Linked DNA regions of Homo sapiens: region 2 is linked to region 1. A link is a loop called in an ENCODE intact Hi-C map of the cell type or tissue named here. Cell type or tissue: heart right ventricle. All regions are shown on one strand. Links, peaks and the distances in the headings refer to the core of each region. The heading gives the core; the rest is flanking DNA.

Region 1 (10,553 bases), core at 1,459-9,458:
TCCTGCCTCAGCCTCCTGAGTAGCTGGGATTACAGGCACCCATCACCACGCCCGGCTAATTTTTTGTATATTTAGTAGAGACGGGTTTTCACCATGTTGACCAGGCTGGTCTTGAACTTCTGACCTCATCCACCTACCTTGGCCTCCCAAAGTGCTGGGATTACAGGCGTGAGCCACCGCGCCTGGCCTACAGTGTGCTTTCATCCATGATCACTGAGCCTTTTAATGAGATATGAATATTTCTCCTTCCACATGAGGAAACTGAACCTCAGGAAGGTTAAGCAATGTATCCAAAGTTAGGCTGGGCACGGTGGCTCATGCCTGTAATCCCAGCACTTTGGGAGGCTGTGACAGGAGGATTGCTTGAGCCCAGGAGTATGAGATCAGCCTGGGCAACATAGGGAGACACCGTCTCTACAAAAAATTTAAAAATTAGCTGGCCATCGTGGAACGCACCTGTAGTCCCAGCTACTTGAGAGGCTGAGGTAGGAGGATCGCTTGAGCCCAGGAGGCCGAAGCTGCAGTGAGCCAAGATCGCACTACTGTACTCCAGCCTGGGCAACAGAGTGAGACCATGTCTCAGAAACAAAAACAAAAGCACAACAAAAAACCCCCACAAAGTTATATAGTTAAGGATCAGCCTCTGGTTGGGGTCTTCTTCCTGCTCCCATTGCTAATGTCCTTTATGCCAGGAAAGAGAGCAAAAACCTCTGTTCAAATCTTGAACTAGGAGTTGATTTAGACAGGCAAAATCAGGAGGATGAAGTAAGGCTTGAGTGTAGAATGATGTTTTCAGTGGAAATTATCATCCTATTGTAGAATTTAAAAAGCTTCCTTGAGGCCAGGCGCGGTAGCTCACACCTGTAATTCCAGCACTTTGGGAGGCCAAGGCAGACAGATCGCCTGAAGTCAGGAATTCGAGGCCAGACTGGCCAATATGGTGAAACTCTCATCTCTACTAAAAATACAAAAATCAGCCAGGCATGGCGGCATGCAGCTGTAATCCCAGCTACTGGGGAGGCTGAGGCAGGAGAATCGCTTGAACCCAGGCGGCAGAGGTTGCAGTGAGCCGAGATAGCGCCACTGCACTCCAGCCTAGGCAACAGAGTGAGTCTCCATCTCCAAAAAAATAAAAAATAAAATAAAAAGCTTCCTTGAGCAGGTATTGACTTGGTGCAGGTATTAACCATGTTGACTTAGTGAACAAGCAGACTGGGAAGCTGGACCAAGCCACAGACTGCGCTGGGGTTGAGAGAGCACCTGGCACTGAGCAGCTCATGTTCACAGAGGGTAATTGTCCTCTGTGCTATGTGCTGAGGCTGGTGCCTGGGGTGGAGTCCAGTGAATTTAGGACTTCACCAACTGTCCTTTACCTGGCTCATCCCCTGATGACTGAAGGATGGCATGATCCAGGAAACATAGTTCTCCCATGCTGTGTTCTTAGCCACTGCATGTGTCTGGAGCAGACAGAAGGGACTCAAGTTGACAGTCAGTTCATAATGTTGGTACAGCTGGGGCTGATTGAGACAGATGCTGGAGGCCACATGACCTTCTTTCTGTTTTTTTTTTTTTTTTTTTTTTTTTTTTTTTTTTTTTTTAAAGCCATCCTCCCTACCATAGGACCTTTGTACATGGTGTCACCACCTCTGCCTGAAATGCTTTCCTCACCTTCATTCTTCAGATTTCACAGGTCTCATACAGAGGTTCATTTTTCTCTGACTCTTGTACAAATATATACTTAGCCTGGGCAAAATATTTATTTAACTCATTAATGAGCGAACTAGCAGGATGAGGATGAGAAAGCTGGTTCTAAGGACCATCCAGGAACACACACACATTTAACTCATTAATGAGCGAACTAGCAGGATGAGGATGAGAAAGCTGGTTCTAAGGACCATCCAGGAACACACACACACACACACACACACACACACACACACACACACACAGAGAGAGGAGGGGAGAGAGAGTGAGAGTGAGTGAGTGAATTATGGAAAAATATTATGGAAAAAAGAATGCTGGAATAAGATTGCAAACTCAGATATAAAACTGGTTAATGGGCCGGGCGCGGTGGCTCATGCCTGTAATTCCAGCACTTTGGGAGGCTGAGGCAGGTGGATCACCTGAGGTCAGGAGTTTGAGACCAGCCTGGCCAACATGGTGAAACCCCATCTCTACTAAAAATGCAAAAGTTAGCTGCTCGTGGTGGCATGCCCCTGTAATCCCAGCTACTCGGGAGGCGGAGGTGGGAGAATTGCTTGAACCTGGGAGGCAGAGCCTTCAGTGAACTGCGATCGTGCCACTGCACTCCAGCCTGGGCGACAGAGCGAGACCCTGTCTCAAAAACAAAACAAAACAAAACTGATTAATGTCCCATAGGAAAATAACACTGTAACCTTTGAGACTGTATCTGACAGAATTCTTTTTTGCAATTTATCAAATTTATCAATCTTTAACAAGTTAACAACTTAACTTTACAGAGTCTGGGCCCTAATCAAAAGCAAATAGTGAATCAAACAAAAATAACCTCCCTGTAAGCAGACTCGGGGTGTAGATAGATGACTTTGAAAAGTTATACTTTATTTCCAAGTTTGGGACAGTTTTTTTTTCTTTTTTTAACAGCATTCTATCTTGAGTGGCTAGCATAGTACCTGACACAAAGGAGGAACTAGTGACTGTTTCTTGAATGAATGAGCAAATGGGGAAAGGTTGGATCCTCAGGCATGTGAGTGGCCAGGGTATTAATACAGGAAAAGCCTTCCACTAGGAAGTTGAACCTCAGCCTTCATGCTGGAGGAGTCTGGGGTCGGAAGACCAGCTGTGAGCAGCCTGAGAGGGACTAGGGTAATGGGGCAGTTACCCAAACAGGGCTTGGGGCGGTAAAAGACATGGCAGGAATCTAGCAGTGAGAACTAGGTTATCAAGCAGGAACTGGGTCTTAAGAACAAGGGAGAATTCGGTGATTAGGACAAAGGGAGGGGAAGGAAAGGGACTGTTATTTGTGGCTTCACCCACAGTGTGCAATTCATTGTGCAAAGCTGAGTGTACACGGCTCATCTCACGCTCACCCCTCACCTGACCCCTTAGGCAGGATTATTGTTCCTCTGGTTCAGAGGCAGAGAGCCTCACAGATAGAGCTGGGGTTGTGGAGATGTTGAATTTAAGCTCTGCCATTCATGAGCTGGGTGACCCTTAGCAAGTTACTGGCTGTCTCCGCCTGTTTTTTTACCTATAAAATTGTAATGTAATCTAAGCAAATAGCAAAGTCCACAATCCTCCAGACTTAGGCTTTGGTTACATTCAGAGATTTGAAATCCATTAGCTAACAATAAAGGCAGTTCTTTTTATTTGTGTCTCTCAAAGAATAGTCAAGGGGGATCCATTTTATAACCAATACCAACTCTTTTAGGAAACTACTCTCAGGTAGTGGCATGATCTCAGCTCACTGCAACCTCTGCCTCCCGGGTTCAAGTGATTCTCCTGCCTCAGCCTCCCGAGTGTATCTGGGATTACACGTGCACGTCACCACGCCCAAGTAATTTTTGTATTTTTAGTGGAGACAGAGTTTCACCATATTGGCCAGGCTGGTCTCGAACTCTTGACCTCAAGTGATCCATCTGCCTTGGCCTCCCAAAGTCGTGGGATTACAGGCGTGAGCCATGGCCCAGCCACCTTGCAGGTGTTCTGAAACCTCTCTTGCCCTTCCCTGGACTCTGCTAAAGTTCTCCTTCCATTTGCTTTGCCCCAGAAGACTTTCCTCTTCTACCCCACCTCTGGTATTCTCTTTTCTCTCTCTGTCCTTGTTTCTCTCCCCTCTGATTAATGCACTTTGCATATGGAAACTGATGAACTCAGACTGCATAATGGAGGGAAGAAGATGGTAGATGGGGCAGAGCCTTTCCTTATCTGGGTAGCGAAGCTGGGAAGCTGGGTAGCGAAGCTGGGTAGCGTCATTGTTTTAAATAATTCTTGCCCTTGATTCGGGGAGATCAGCTCCCTCACAGTCCCATAGCGTGGTCATGAGGATTACTTTGAAGTTTCTGGCAGTTAGTGGACCTTTGGTAAATAGCGGCTCCCATTATTGTTCCAGAGGAGGAAAGTCAAGTTCACAATGGGGACATCTTGCAGCTGTGAAGTGATGAAGGGGTTTGAAGCTCAGCCAGGTTGGCTCCCGTGCGTAAAGTCTGAGTGAGCAGAAAGCCAGGAGAGTTAGAACTCACTGATGAAGTCAGGGTTGTTCCTAGGGAGTGGGGCAGGGGTGGTGCTGGGGCTGGAATCCACGAGGGCCCCAGCTGTGGGGAGGCAGCAGCCTTACTAGAGGCCAGATGAGTGCTGTCCTGGGCTTGAGTCTGGGCGTGTGTCACAGGCTGGATGATTCTAGAGCAACCCATCCAGCGCCAGCTCTCAGCCACTGTGATTGCTCAGCCACCAGGAGCCCCCTGCCCCCTGGGCACAGACCTGCTGGGGTTTTCTGCAAGGAAGCAGCAGTTTTGGCTCGGAGTGTCTCTCTGTACACTTTGGAGTCTAGTCAAGAGGACAGCCTCTTAAAATGGAAATGGGGCACTGCTGTGGGCCACCTGTGGACACTTGATTGCTCTCCCCAAGTTACTTGTATTCTCTGAGGCAGATGTCACGCTACAGCATCCACAGGGCCATTTCTAGTGCACCAGCAAAAAAAAAACGCAAGCGAGGAGTGGAATAAAATGCTCCTTGACCTTGTCCTTTCTTTCATCTCTTATCCTTTTAGGAAAAGAAGACTTTTTGTTTTCAGTTCAGATTTTAAAAAAGAACTAAATAGGGTACTTGAGACTTGCCACCCGGCAGCGGAGCTGGAGCCCTCCGGGAGGCATGGACGAAGTAATCAACTGAAGTTTTCTAATACCGGCCAGCAGAGGGCACTCTTCACTCACAATCGGTGCTGTCTTTCTCCTTGGAAACGTTCAGTGGCTGCAGGAGCCCTGGAAAAAATTGTCTTCCAGCTATTTGTAATTTAACTTTGAGTCCTCAAGAGGGTACCTTCCCCTTTTAGAGTTGCAGTGTTGGTGCTATTATTTTAACACCCGCATCTGCTGTTGTCTGGGCATCAAAGTCTAGAAAAGTCATGAGGGAGATGCATTCTCCAAGGTTCTGAGCACAAGATTCAGACAGAAACGGGGCCAGATGGGCACATACTGTTGCATAAACACCAATTAATTAATACTGGGCTCCAGATGAGCCCAGCCTGCCAAACTCGTGAGCTTCACACCTCCATGGTCTGGGCCCTGCCTCCCTTTGGTACAAAAATTAAAGAGACAGTTGCAAAAACCAGAGCATTCACTGGCCAGTCCTAGTAGGGAACAACACTGGGACATGCAGGGCACTGTGCTTCCCATGGGGACACTTTAATTCTTTCCTGTGGATTCTTCCTCTCCCTGCCAACATACTTTTAATCTTGTTGATGCTATTAATAATAATGACAGGTGACATTTATTGTGCTCTTATCATGTGCTGGGCACTTTTATGACTACTAGCTTATTTAACTCTCTTAGGCCAGGTGGGGTGGCTCATGCCTGTAATCGCAGCACTTTGGGAGGCCGAAGCGGGTGGATCACGAGATTAGGAGTTCAAGACCAGCCTGACCAACATGGTGAAACCCCGTCTCCACTACAAATACAAAAAAATTAGCTGGGCATGGTGGCGTGCGTCTGTAGTCCCAGCTACTCAGGAGGCTGAGGCAGGAGAATCACTTGAACCTGGGAGGCGAAGGTTGCAGTGAGCCAAGATCGCGCCACTGCACTCCCCTGCCTGGGCGACAGAGTGAGACTCCATCTCAAAACAAACAAACAAAAACAAAACACAAAACCAAAGAAAACAAAACAACCCTCTTAAAGTCCCAAGAGGTGGGGAACTGCTGGAACTTCTGAGGTTTTGTGAGGGTCAGGTACTTGCTGAGGGTCACTTAGCAGGTGAAGGAGGAGCCAGGTTGACCCCTCAGAGCTGTTGCCCATACCTGTCTGTCACCCATTTGTGGAGTCCCATTTATGCTCTGGACATCAGGTGGTAAGCCAGTGGTGTGCACACAAGACACAGTGCATCTCTGGCTAATTTTAATTATTTTAGTTTTGAATGTGTTAATCAAATACTTGAAAATTGAAAAGGAAGAGAAAGCCAGCCAGCCCTCAGAGAGCATACGCTGTGAGTGGAGGCCCTGAGGTGTCCATGTTCCTGAGGTGGTCTCTTAGTGGCTGCAGGATTGGCTGTGCACGGTAGGGGGAGTGAGGTTAGTGGGGCTGGCTCCTTCCTTTCCTTCCTTCTAGATCAACTCTGCTTCTACCAGGTTTATGTAGGATTGGGCTTGACCCAAGGTTTCTGCTGCTGAGAAGCTCTCAGCAAAACCCCAGTGTAGTGGCTCTTAGCTAAGGGCATGCCCAGGAGTGTTCATCACCCCGTCCCCAGAGTCCCTTTCATCTTCTGTTTCTCTTTCCAGCAGCTCCTTCCCTCCTGCCTGCAGATTGGGCCTGGAGCCTCCTGTGCCAAACACTTCCCTCCTACTCCTGCTCAGCCGTTGCATTGCCCAGAGCTCAGCCCAGTGCTGGTGCTGGTAACAGTTGAGAGACAAAGAGGGGGAGCCCTGAAGTCAGAGCTCTGCTCTCCCTGTGGCCGGCACATGATTATGCCCCAGATTCCTCATCTGCAAGATGGTGATGTTAACAGAATCTGTCCAGAAAGTATGGACTATAATGAGGCGTTGGCAACCCAGAGTTACTTGTTTGTTTGTTTTCTGAGTCAGGGTCTCACTCCATCACCCAGGCTGGAGTATAGTGGGACGATCACAGCTCACTGCAGCTTTGACCTCTTGGGCTCAAAGGATCCTCCCATCTTAGCCTTCCTAGTAGCTGGGACTACAGGCATGCATCACCATGCCCAGCTAATTTTTTCAATTTTTGTAGAGATGGGGTTTTGCCATCTTACCCAGGCAGGTCTCGAACTCCTGGCCTCATGTGATCCTCCCATCATGGCCTCCCAAGGTGTTGGGATTACAGGCATGAGCCATCACACCCGGCCTCCAAAGTGTTTTAAACATCACTTCACCCGCAGTAAGGATTCAATATCCATGGACCATCATTACTATTAAGATTATGACCATCACTCCAGACCTATTTTTATTTTTATCTTTTTTTTTTTCAAAATTCGCATGCGTTTATCCTCTTTTCTGCCCCCACTTCTTTCCTACCTACTGTCTCCTCCCCAGTGACTACCCCCACTACTACCCTGAAACTGCCTTCGAGGTGACCAGCCATCTGGAGAGCCAAAGCTGTTGGGGGGTTTTGTGCAGTCTTCATCATGGACTCCCCTTTCACAGCATTGGGTCCTGGCTCCGCCTCCTCCTGGAACACTCGATTTGCTGGCTTCCCCCCAACCCCTTACTCCCAACTGCACCGTCCCCAGGGCTGTTGCTTCCGGCCTCTTCTATCACTGCAGGTCCTTGCCTTTGGTCACCCCAGCCATGCCAGGACATTGGCTTTGACCTCAGCTGCAAATCCCAGTTCCCCACTGTTGCCAAACCTTTCTGTCTACAGCTCCCAGGGGCCCCAGACTTTGTATGTGTTAAACTCAGATTTCTGGAGGCTGGTGAGGGATGAGCTGCCTTCAGTCTCAGAGACTAGAGGCAGAGATTAGGGACAACAGGCCTTTTTAAGCAACTGAGAATTCAGTCTGAGGGCACTGGGAAGCCTTTGCAGGTGGAGGCAGGATAAACCCCAAATCTGTCCACCCCTAAAGACCCTGCACTTCCTGATTTTTTGTTGGGCTCTTTAGGTTGCTGGTAGTTTGTGGGTGTGTGGTTTCTTTTACATTTAATTTCCCCCTGCTGGTGATTCATGCATCCCTCCTAGACTCCAGAGCCCCAAATACAATGTTAATAAGTTGCATCTGGCAGAGTGCAGCGTGCTGGGGTGTTTGTGACTGCACTATATTGATGTTTGGTAAGTTTCTGAGGCCTGGCTCTTTGAGAGTCTTTGAACAGGGCCTTCTCTGGGAGCCCAGCAGCAGCAGCCTGTTGTAGAGGGACCTCCCTGAGTGTCCCTGGTGACCTTCCAGCCAGGCGGCATCACATTGCCCCTTGCTGCTAATTCCCCTTGCCCACCCCCAGCCCCACCTGTGGGTATGTTGTCCATTTACATCCTCATTTGTTAGAGTCTGTGCCTTCCTCTCACCTGCTTGTTCATTCTGGCCAGGGCCCAGTGCCCAGGAGGCATGGTGAATGTGCGTGAGGGGATCGAGGGGGCGAGGCCGCAGGCTGCTCTCAGCTATGCTGTTCCCAGGGACCCGTGCACTGCTGCCCCTCTCAGAACCTCAGTTTCCCTATCTGTCTTTACAAAATAGCTGGCCCTGAGCCCTGCTGCCCACCTGTCTGTGGAATACATGTGGAGAACAGCCAATGTGGCAGAGCCCCAGTTCAGGGGTGGAGGCGGCGAATGAATATGTCACATTGTCGCCCTGTAGCGAGTGCAATGCTATTCTGGCTGCCCCAGTGCCAGGACAGTCTGAGCAGCAGTGATTTTTAAAGAGAATGTGTATTCCAATTTAAAATCCTGTGTTTTAAAGGCTGGGCGCGGTGGCTCACGCCTGCAATCCCAGCACTTTGGGAGGCCGAGGCGGGCAGATCGCCTGAGGCCAGGAGTTCAAGACCAGCCTGGCCAACATGGTGAAACCCTCTCTCTGCTAAAAATACAAAAATTAGCTGGTCATGGTGGCGGGCACCTATAGTCCCAGCTACTTGGGAGGCTGAAGCAGGAGAATCACTTGAACCCAAGAGGCAGAGGTTGCAGTGAGCTAGGATTGCACCATTGCATTCCCCGCCTGGGCGACAGAGTGAGACTCTGTCTCAAAAAAATCAAATCAAATCATGTGTTTCTGTTAGAAGATGTCCTTGTGTTTCTTTGCTTTTCTTCAGAAGCATTCATAGGCCAGGGGTGAAAAAACTACCATCTTTTACTCCAGAAGAAATATGACTTCCCATAATACTTTAGATTTCCAGTATCTGGAAGGGTAACTGATGTTGCTTTTGCTGATAGCAGGTAGCAAAGGTATTGGTCATTACGGGGCCACCAAGGATCCTGGAAGGATCCTTTTCTACTGTCCAAGGCCGGGCTCCCCTCCCCTGTTTTCTTTTCCTCCCCTCTCTAGTCCACTCTAAGAGCCAAACTAATCCAAATATTTTTCTTTCCTCTGTAGGCCCTTGGTGTTTCATAATCTAGAAAACTCTAGGGAGTAATGTTCACTTGATGTAGTTTCATGTTGGCAGTTAAAAATGAACTTTATAAAACAGACTTGTAGTCCATTTGGGAAATGCACAAAGTGATTTTTTAAAAAGTTATGCCACGATCAATATTATAGTGTTTTCCTTATCTTTTTTTTTAAACCTGTGAGTTTATTTATGTAACTTTATATTCTAGTTTTTCGTCCAGTATTTTAATATAATCATTGCCTCATGACAAGGGCAAATCAGACATCACAGTTTGCGGGGCTTGTCCACCTCCCTCCCTTCCTTGTAACATACTCGCCCACCCACCTACCCATCATGTGCTTGTCCACTTACCAACCATCCATCCATCATGGATTGAGGGGCTCTTCTCTGAGGAACAGGGCTGGGTTCTAAGAAACAATTATCAATGCGACAGGCAGGGTCCCTGCCCTTGGGGAGTTACTGCTATATAGTGGAACCAGTGTGTAAGTAAACACAGGGGAAAATGGCAGATTGTGGGGGTCTCTGGGTGGTGGGCAGGGGGCTGCAGCCCACGGTGTGGTTTTGACTTCCATGCATGGATGGCAGCTCAGTGGTTGTGTAAGCTCTTGTGGCTGCTGTGTGTCTGTGAGGCTATCCACAATGGGAGGCTGGATTTAAACACTAGATCTGGAATTTCCCTACAAAAAGGTGCCCCCATGAGTGCTCAGGACTGTGGGGTCCTTCTATGTGGGGTGAACTGAGGGACTGTACAGTGTGGCAGGGTCAATTATTGAGCTGGGATAGCCAGTCTTTTTTTTTTTTTTTTTTCTCGAGACGGAGTCTCGCTCTGTCACTAGGCTGGAGTGCGGTGGCACAATCTCAGCTCACTGCAACCTCCGCCCCCAAGGTTCAAGCAATTCTCCTGCCTCAGCCTTCCGAGTAGCTGGGACTACAGGCGTGCACCACCACGCCTGGCTAAATTTTGTATTTTTAGTAGAGACAGGGTTTCACCATATTGGCCAGGATGGCCTCGATCTCCTGACCTCATGATCCGCCCGCCTCTGGCTCCCAAAGTGCTGGCATTACAGGCGTCAGCCACTGCTTCCGGCTGATAGTCAGTTTTAAAAGGAGACATGAACCTGACCCAGCATGCTGACCCTGCAGAAGGGGGCTGTGTTGTAAATGCATTGTTCTCTGGTGTTAGAAATTGCATAGTTATTTGTAGCATCACAGGTACTATTGGAGGCGAGGGGATTTTTTAGAGGGATTTCTTAGAAAGCTTTATGTCTGCAGCAGAGTCTGAAAGGATATACACCAGGCCAGGGATCACCAACTCTGAGTGTGA
Region 2 (10,553 bases), core at 1,267-9,266, 290 kb after region 1:
TCCATTTGTTTTAGATTCCACTTTCTCTCTTTACCAACTTTTTTTGGATTAATTACTTTTTTTTTTTTTTTTTTGAGACAAAGTCTCGTTCTGTCACCCAGGCTGGAGTGCAGTGGCAAGGGAACCTCTGCCTCCCGGGTTCAAGCAATTCTCATGCCTCTGCCTCCCAAGTAGCTGGGATTACAGGCACGTGCCACCACGCCCGGCTATTTTTTATATTTTTAGTAGAGACAGGGTTTCGCCATGTTGCCCAGCTGGTCTCGAACTCCTGACCTCAAGTGATCTGCCCGCCTCGGCCTCCCAAAGTGCTGGGATTACAGGCGTGAGCCACAGCACCTGACCAGATTAAATATTTTCTAATACTGTATTTGTCTCCCCTTTAGTAGTTATTCTCTTTGGTCTTTTTTGGTTTTTTGTTTGTTTGTTTAGTGTTTGTTCTTTAAATTATCACCATCTACCTTCAAATAATATCATACCGGCCACGCGCGGTAGTTTATGCCTGTGATGCCAGCACTTTGGGAGGCCAAGGCGGGTGGATCATGAGGTCCAGAGTTTAAGAGCAACCTGGACAATATGGTGAAACCCCGTCTCTTCTAAAAATACAAACATTAGCCGGAAGTGGTGGCAGGCACCTGTAATCCCAGCTACTCCGGAGGCTGAGGCAGGGAACTGCTTGAACCCAGGAGGCAGGGAACTGCTTGAACCCAGGAGGCAGAGGTTGCAGTGAGCTGAGATCGCGCCACTGCACTCCAGCCTGGGCAACCGAGTGAGACTCCGTCTCAAAAATAATAATAATAATAATAATAGTATCATACCTTTCATGTATAACGTAGAATCTTACACCAATATACTTCCATTTCCTTCACCCCCTTCTCTGTGGTAGTGTTGTTACACATGTGTCTTCTCATGTTTTAAGCTCCAAATTTTATTATTATTTTAACATAATAGAGATAGATAGACATATTTATCTTTTAAAGAAATAAAACAATTAGAAAAAATTGTTATATCTGTGCCAATATTTACCTTTTCTTTTTTTTTTTTTTTTTTGAGATGGAGTTTCACTCTTGTTGCCCAAGCCGAAGTGCAATGGCGCCATCTCGGCTCACTGCAACCTCCACCTCACAGGTTCAAGTGATTCTCCTGCCTCAGCTTCCCGAGTAGCTGGGATTACTGGCATGTGCCACCACGCCCGGCTAATTTTGTATTTTTAGTAGAGACAGGGTTTCTCCATGTTGGTCAGGCTGGTCTCAAACTCCTGACCTCAGGTGATCCACCCACCTTGGCCTCCCAAAGTGCTGGGATTACAGGTATGAGCCACCGCCCCCGGCTATATTTACCTTTCTAGTACTCTTATTTCATTTGTATAGAAAAAAGTTTCCATTTGGTATTATTTTATTTCAGCCTGAAGAACTTTCTTTGAACATTTTTTATATTGGAGATATATACTAACAATAAACTTCTCGGCTTTTGTTTGAAAAATCTTTAATCTTGTTTTAATTTTTAAACAGTATTTTCACTGAAAATAGAATTTTAATCTACAATATTTTTTTCTCTGAGCACTTTAAAGATATTACTTCATTGTCTTCTGGTTTGCAGTTTCTACCAGAAGCCTGTGAATAATTCTTATCTTTGTTCTTCTGTATGTAATGTGTATTTGGGGTTGAGAGGAGCCTGCATTTAAGATTGTATCTTAATCATTGGTTTTTTAGTGATTTTAATTATGACATGCCTTGGTGAGGTTTGTATGTGTGAGAATGTTTATCCTACTTGGCATTCAATGAATGTCTTGGGTTTCTGTGTCTGTGATTTCCATAAAATTTGAAAACTATAAGCCAATATTTATTAAAATAGTTTTTTTGTAGTATCCTTCCTTATGAGACTCCAATTATGAATATGTTAGACCACTCCATATTTTTCCAGAAGTCAGTGAGGCTCTGTTCATTTGGTTAAAAAATATTTTTAACATTTGTGCTTCATTTTTAAAAACAGATTCTATTGCCAGGTTCTCAAGTTTACTATTTATGTTTTAGCAGTTTCTAATCTTAATACCTCCAGAGAAACTTCCATTTTCATTCTGATACTATATTTTAATCTTTGGATATTCCATGTGTTACTCTTTTGTAGTTTCATTTCTTTGCTTATGATGTTCATATTTTCACTTAACTGTGTTTACACTGTAATAATAGTTATTTTAATATTTCTATCTGCTAGTTCCAGCATCCGTATCATTTTTGTCTGTTTTCATTGATTGATTTTCTCTTGGTTATAAGCTAGCACTTTCTGGCTTCTTGGCATGTTTAGTAATATTTTATTGGATGCTGGACATTGTAAGCATCTGAATTTTGTTGCTGTTGTTGTTATTTTAAGGATATTAGGCCAGTTTACTTTTGTTGAGCACCTTGATAAAAAAGAAGAAGAATATTAGTCCAGCCGTGGTGGTTTATGCCTATAATCCCAGCACTTTGGGAGGCCAGGAGGATCACTTGAGCACAGGAGGTCGAGGCTGCAGTGGGCCATGATTGCACCACCATACTCCAGTGGTGCAATCATAGCTGGAAACAAAGGAAGAGAAGAGAAGAGAGGAAGAGAAGATCAGGCTTTGTTATGGCAGGCAGGTAAGCTAATTATAGATTATTTTGATACCTTCTTTTTTTTTTTTTTTTTTTTTTGAGGCAGAGTCTCACTCTGTCAGCCAGGCTGGAGTGCAGTGGCACGATCTTGGCTCACTGCAACTTCTGTCTCCCGGGCTCAAGCAATTCTCCTGCCTCAGCCTCCCGAATAACTGGGATTACTGGCATGTGCCACTACACCCAGCTAATTTTTGTATTTTTAGTAGAGACAGGGTTTCACCATGTTGGTCAGGCTGGTCTTGAACTCCTAACCTCAGGTAATCCGCCTGCCTCGGCCTCCCAAAGTGCTGGGATTACAGGCGTGAGCCACCACACCCAGCCCAGTTTGATACTTTTAAGGCCTATTTTAATTTTTGCTATGGCAGATATAGATTAGCCTTTACTCCAGGATTATTCCGTCTAAGCATGATCCCCCTGAATATTTGTCACATGGCTCAGTTAATTATTGAAGACTTTCCATTGGTTATTCAGGACCTTGGCTAATTGAAGTTCTCACTTCTCCCCACTCAGTTTGAACACTGAGTGTAATTCAGTTTACAATTCCAAGTCTTTATTTTCTCAGCCTCATGAAGGTTTTACTCCACACATGCATAGTCAAGGGGACTTCCTATGCGGTCTTCTGAAACTCTTTTTCTACAAAGCTTCCAATTCTCTAGAATTTTGCCTGGCAACTTTCAGTTACCTTCTGCTCCCCAAATCTCGGAGAGATTGCTCAGCTTCACTTGCATTCCCCTCCCCGCATCCACAACCTGGAAATTGCCTTCAGACAAAATTCCGGTGTGGTTTTAGGGTTTACCTTTTTGTTTCCTTTCTTTTAGGGATTACAATCCACACTGCCTATTGTCTGATTTCTGAATATAGTTGTTTAGAGTATTTTGGCCAGTTTTCTAGTTGTTTATGGGGGGATCAGTATAATTGGAAGCAGGAGTCTCAAAGTCATTTTTTAAATTTCTGTTTTAAAATGTAACAGCTCTGTGTACATACAATGGAATATTATTCGGCCTTAAAAAGAAATCCTGACATATGATAAAACATAGATGAACCTTGAGGATGTTATGCTAAGTGAAACAAGCCAATCACAAAAAGACAAATACTATATGATTCCATTTCTATGAGGTACTTAGAGTAGTCAAATTTATAAAGACAGGAAGTAGAGTGATGGTTAGCAAGTACTGCGGGGAGAGGGAAATGGCGAGCTGTTCTTTAATTGGTATAGAGTTTCAGTTTTGCAATATGAAAAGGGGATAGGAGATTATTTGTACAACAGTGTGAATATGCTTAACACTATTGGACTGTATGCTTTTTTCTCCCATATATATTCTGCTTATGTAGACTGTACACTTAAAATGGTTGAGGCCAGGTGCAGTGCCTCACGCCTGTAATTCCAGCACTTTGGGAGGCCAAGGTGGACATATCACCTGAGCTCAGGAGTTTGAGACCAGCCTGGCCAACATGGTGAACATGCCTCTGTAAAAAATACAAAAATTAGCCAGCCAGAGAATCACTTGAACCCGGGAGGCAGAGGTTGCAGTGAGCCTAGACTGCACCACTGCACTCCAGCCTAGGAGCCTGGGCGACAGAGTGAGACTCCATCTGAAAAAAAAAAAAAAAAAAAAAAAAAAAAGGTTGAGATGGTAAATTTTCTGTTATATGTATTTTACAATTTTTTTAAAAAACAGCTAACAGTGACTGGGCGCGGTGGCTCACAGCTGTAATCCCAGCACTTTGGGAGGCCGAGGTGGGCGGATCACGAGGTCAGGAGATCGAGAACATCCTGGCTAACACGATGAAACCCCATCTCTACTAAAAATACAAAAAATTAGCCAGGTGTGGTGGCGGGTGCCTGTAGTCCCAGCTACTCGGGAGGCTGAGGCAGGAGAATGGCATGAACCGAGAAGGCGGAGCTTGCAGTGAGCCGAGATCACACCACTGCACTCCAGCCTAGGCGACAGAGCGAGACTCCATCTCAAAAAAAAACAAAAACAAAAAAACAAAACAACAACAACAACAACAAAAACCACACCTAACAGTGTTCCAGTCATTTTACATTACGCTTAATCTGTGCAACAACCTCTTAAGATGTAGGTGCAATCATTATTATTTTGTTTTGAGACACTGTCTTGCCCTATTATACAGTGTGTGGTACAGTGACGTGATCATAGCTCACTCTAGCCTTGAACTCCTGGGCTCAAGCAATCCTCCTGCCTCAGCCTCCCGAGTAGCTAGAACTACAGGCATGCACCTCCATGCCCAGCTAGTTTTTAATTTTTTTGTAGAGGTGGGGTCTTGCTTTGTTGCCCAGGTTGGTCTTCAACTCCTGACCTCAAAGGATTCTCCCCCTTTGGCCTCCCAAAGCGCCAAGATTGCAGGTGTGAGCCACTGCAGGTGGCTGGCCTAGGTGCCATTTTTTTTCTCAACATGGAGTCTTGCTCTGTTGCCCAGGCTGGAGTACAGTGCGGCGATCTCTGCTCACTGCAACCTCCACCTCACTGGTTCCAGCAATTCTCCTGCCTCAGCCTCCCGAGTAGCTGGGACTACAGGTGCCTGCCACCCCGCCCAGCTAATTTTTTTTATTTTTTAGTAGAGATGGGGGTTCACCATATTGGCCAGGCTGGTCTCGAACTCCTGACCTCGTGATCCACCCACCTCAGCCTCCCAAAGTGCCAGGATTACAGGTGTGAGCCTCTGCGCCCTGCTGGTGCAATTATTATCTCAGTTTTACAGATGAGAAAACTCAGACCCATAGTTACAACATATATATGTTGTAACTGTTATTATAAATATATATACACATGCTTATATAAACAACTATAAAATATGTGAGTATGTGTGTGTGTATATATATTTTGTGTGTGTGTGTGCATATATATGCACACACACACACACACACACATATACATATATATGCGTGCTTTTATAGATGCAGCCTCACTATGTTGCCCAGGCAGGACTCTTAACTCCTGGGCTTAGGTGATCCTCCCACCTCAGCCTCCCCAGTGCCTGGGACTACAGGCATGGGCCACCATACCTGCAGTGACAACATATTTTTTAAAAGAATCCCATTGTACCTTAAATCATGACTCTTTGTAAAAGAGTTGGAAAACCACCAGGCAGATGACCCCAGTAAGACATTGTGGCTCGTCTTTATTCCCTCTTGGCATTGCCCCAGGTCCTATCCATCTAAGAGCCTTCCGCAGTCTTTGAACTCTGGGAAGAATTCTGTCCTGCCTAAATATAAGTATGGTAATACTGTAATTCCACAAATACTATGAGATTGTAGTTGTGGAACTACAGAACTCTTCTGGGGGAATATTTTAAAAATATTATTAGGTAATACAGAAAAGCTGCTAGGGTTTTGAAAACTGCTTAGTGAAGTTTTGCTGCCCTCTGCTGGAATTAAGCTGTATGCTCTTGAATGTCTGGTTTTCAACAGAAGGATTATAAAGCATTTAGTATGCATTGTTAGAATTTCATGGAGGTGTCTCAGGCGTTCTGCAAGCGTCTGGCACAATTTTTTTTTTTTTGAGATGGAATATCACTTTGTTGCCCAGTGTGGAGTGCAGTGGCAAGATCTCAGCTCACTACAACCTCCGCCTCCCGGGTTCAAGGGATTACAGGCACGCACATGATGCCTGGCTATATTTTTGTATTTTCAGTGGAGACAAGGTTTCACCATGTTGGCCAGGCTGGTCTTGAACTCCTGACCTCAGGTGATCCGCCCGCCTCAGCCTCCCAAGTCCTGGGATTACAGGTGTGAGCCACCATGCCCAGCCCAAATTTTATATTCTAAACATATTTAAACTATTTTCACAATAAAAATAATATTGTGTATTTAAATGTTACATATCTTAGTTTGACATACCAGATATTGCCAGAATCTAGTCTTGGAATGGAAAGGGAAAACCTTCCTAAACTAACCATCCACTCTTCTTATCTGTTCTTACATGTTTGTGTTCCGTCACTCCATTTCAAGCCCTACGGCCTTCCGCTAAACCATTTCAATAAGGAAAACACTTATAATGTTTTATAGATGATGTGATTTTTAGCTTGAAAATTGTTAACTATTGTAAGGTCCTCTACATCTGAATTATGAATTGGAAGTGTTTATATCCTTTATTTGGCTTATTTTAAAACACCTGTAATTCTAGCACTTTGGGAGGCCAAGCTGGGTGAATTGCTTGAGCTCAGGAGTTCAAGATCAGCCTGGGCCACAGAGTGAAACCCCATCTCTACAGAAAATACAAAAATTAGCTGGGTGCAGTGGTACTCACCTGCATAGTTCCAGCTACCTGGGAGGCTGAGGTGGGAGGGTTGCTTAAGCCCAGGGGCCAGAGGTTTCAGTGAGCCTAGATCTTGCCACTACACTCCAGCCTGAGAGACAGAGTCTCAAAAACAAAACAAAACAACAAAACAAAACAAAACACCAAAAACAATTAAAACACCTTGGCATGGTGGCTCATGCCTGTAATCCCAGCACTTGGGAGGCCAAGGCGGGCGGATCACGAGGTCAGGAGATTGAGGCCATTCTGGTCAACATGGTGAAACCCCATCTCTACTAAAAATACAAAAAAATTAGCTGGGCATGGTGGCGCGTGCCTGTAATCCCAGCTACTTGGGAGGTTGAGGCAGGAGAATCGCTTGAACCTGGCAAGCGGAGGTTCAGTGAGCCAAGATCGAGCCACTGCACTTCAGCCTGGCAACAGAGTGAGACTCCATCTCAAAACAACAACAACAACAACAACAAAAACACGTAACAAAACACCTGGCATCATCATTTTATGGTTTATTATTTGGTCCTTTCAGAAAGTTATAAATTACTGACATGTTAAAAAAAGAATGTGGTGGGGAGTGGGGGAAAAACAACAGCATCCTTTAGTAACTGTGATTACTAGTACTTTAGTAAAACCCATCTCTACTTCTTTCCTGCTTCTTTGAAATTCTCTCACACTGTAGTGCAACCTCAGTTTGTATCTAGGCTGACAATGACCAAGGATGGAGAAGTTCTAAGCCATCCTTACCTAGATTTTTGCAACAATGTCCTAAGTAGTTTTGTTGACTCCAATCCACCTAAAATCCACCTTCTATAACGAGAACCAGAATGCTCACACCTGTAATCAAGCACTTTGGGTTGCCAAGGTGGGAGGACTGCTTGAGCCCAGGGGTTCGAAACCAGCCTGATAACACAGGTAGACTCCCGTCTCTGCAAAAAATAAGAAAATTAGCTGGGTGTGGTGGCACACACCTGTGGTCCCAGCTACTCGGGGAGCTGAGGTAGGAGGATAGCTTGGGCCCTGGAAGTTTCGGCTGCAGTGATCTGTGATTGTGCCACTGCACTCCAGCCTGGGTGACCGAGTGAGACCCTAAGAAAGAAAGGAAGAAAGAAGGAAGGAAGGAAGGAAGGAGAAGGAATGAAGGAAGGAAGGAGAAGGAAGGAAGGAGAAAGAAAGGACAGGAAGAGAAAGAAAAAAGGAAAGAGAGAAAGAAATGAAAAGTTAAAAACAACAAAGAAACCCAGAATGATCTGTCTAAAATGCACGACTGATTGGGTCAGCTTCTACCTAAAATCCTTAACTTCTTATATTTTGCATCAGGATTAAATCCAAATCCCTTAATGTGGCATATGTTCTGTGATTCAGCTAGAGCCTTCAGACCAGCCCGCCTCTCCACTTGCCGCCTCATCCTGTATACCACAACAGCCAACTGTGCTTCCCTGCTGCAGAAACCTTTTTGTTTCTCACATTGGTATCTTTGTTCTTTTTTTCTCTCACCGTTTCTCTACCTGGAATTCCACTCATGCCATTGCCCTTCCTCTTCATCTCTGACATTCACTGACTCAGCTAGTCTCTACAAGATAGTCTTCTTCTCTTTTGCTAGTGTATTTACAAGCAGGAACTGTGTCTTATGTTTTATTCCCTGGGTCAGATATAGTTCTTAGCAAACACAAATTGTTCAAGAACTAATTGCTAAGTAATTGCATGTGTTTAGTAAGTGGGTGCCAGTGATGTCAATGTAGTAAGCTCCAGATTATCAGTGTCCCAGCATGAGGGTATGAGCATTCTCCTGTCTTTTGAATGTCTTAGGTTATTGTAGACAGACTGTAGTTAAAGGTACTTGAGGCTTTGAGACAGAATTGTATGCTATTTTGTCTTTTTTTTTTTTTTAATTGAGACGGAGTCTCACTCTGTTGCCCAGGCTGGAGTGCAGTGGCGTGATCTCGGTTCACTGCAACCTCCGCCTCCCAGGTTCAACCAATTCTTCTGCCTCAGCCTCCTAGGTAGCTGGGATTACAGGCACACACCACCACTTCCGGCTAATTTTTGTATTTTTAGTAGAGACAGGGATTTCACCATGTTGGTCAGGCTGGTCTCGAACTCCTGACCTCGTGATGGCCGCCTGCCTCAGCCTCCCAAAATGCTGGGATTACAGGCATGAGCCTCTGCGCCCAGGCTTTTACATTTAAAAGAATGTAAAACTTGCATTTGACCCCACTTCAAACTCCTTCAGGTAAGAAATAGATGTCTTAGTCAGTTTGGGCTGCTGTAACAGAGTACCATATTGCTGGTGGCTTATAAACAACAAACACTTATTTCTCACAGTTCTAGAGGGTGGGAAGTTTGACATCAAGGCACTGGCAGATCCAGTGTCTGGTGAGGAACCACTCCCTCATTCGTGGACAGCCATCTTTCCACTGCGTCCTCACATGGCTAAAGGGGTAAAGGGGCTCTCTGAAGTCTGTTTTATAAAGACGCTAATCCCATGCATGAGGGCTCCACCCTCATGACCTAGTTACCTCCCAAAGGTCCTACTTCTTTATCTGACAATTATCAAGGATGGTGAAATCCTAAGAGTTTCAACATATGAATTTGGGTGGGACATAAAAATTTAGTCTGTAGCACTAGGGAAGTGGAATTTTGCTTATTATCAGGCTGGGCATGGTGGCTCACACCTGGAATCCCAGCACTTTGGGAGGCCAAGGTAGGCAGATCACTTGAACCCAGGAGTTCCAGACCAACCTGGGCAATATTGCACAATCCCATCTCTACAAAAAATACAAATTAGCCCGGGTGGTGGTGCATGCCTGTGGTCCCAGCTACTTGGGAGGCTGAGGTGGGAGGATCACCTGAGCCAGAGATGTCAAGGCTGCAGTGAGCTGTGATCTCACCACTGCACTCCAGCCTGGGTGGAAAAAAAAAAAAAAAAAAATATATATATATATATATATACACACACACACACACACACACACACACACACATACACACACACACATATATACACATATATATATACATATATAGTATCTTTATACTTATTTAGTATAAGAGATTTGGAACGACTTTGACAAAATTAAATATCTTACGTTGCTTATTATATTTCTAGTAAACAGAAATTCAACAAAGGGCCATAGGACTTGTAATAACAGATTGATTAAGAGAGTGAAGAGTTCTTTAGCACTGAAAGAAAGGAGAGCATTGGCGGGTGCGGTGGCTCACACCTGTAATCCCAGCACTTTGGGAGGCTGAGGCAGGTGGATCACCTGATGTCAGGAGTTCGAGACCAGCCTGGCCAACATAGTGAAACCCCGTCTCTACTAAAACTACAAAAATCAGCAGGGTGTGGTGGCGCACACCTGTAGTCCCAGACTCGGGAGGCTGAGGCAGGAGAATCACTTGAACCCAAGAGGCAGAGGTTGCAGTGAGCCGAGATCATGCCATTGCACTCCAGCCTGGGCGACAAGAGTAAAACTCCATCTCAAAAAAAAAAAAAAAAAAGAAAGAGAAAGAAAGGAAGGAAGGAAGGAAGGAAGGAGAGCATCATCTGGTGAGTGTTAACTACTCCACATCTCTAACAGGAATGTGGATAAGCATCTTCTAAAGGAATTATGGATTTATACTATTTCAATACTATTTTTATCAAGGAAAT

The links. Hi-C counts contacts between places; a loop is a spot of excess contacts. Peaks named below come from ENCODE experiments on the same cell type or tissue, not always from the same donor. Only the 100,000 strongest peaks of a DNase experiment are listed, where the experiment ranks them.
Region 2: it touches region 1 in a loop (14-fold over the local background); 109 of 110 quality-filtered maps call a loop at or near these places.

The regions. Positions count from the first base shown.
Region 1 is chr3:56,983,421-56,993,973 of GRCh38, reverse strand. It overlaps a transcript of ARHGEF3 not described here. Among named protein-coding and RNA genes, the nearest start is that of ARHGEF3-AS1, 49 kb to the right of the region's middle. In heart right ventricle, for the core only: CTCF peaks have their summits at 4,887 (motif pointing right) and 6,243; DNase peaks (open chromatin) are centred at 4,233, 4,903 and 5,201; H3K27ac peaks cover 1,886 bases.
Region 2 is chr3:56,698,155-56,708,707 of GRCh38, reverse strand. No RefSeq gene overlaps it. Among named protein-coding and RNA genes, the nearest start is that of TASOR, 20 kb to the right of the region's middle. In heart right ventricle, for the core only: a CTCF peak has its summit at 6,013 (motif pointing left); no DNase peak of the experiment used is centred there.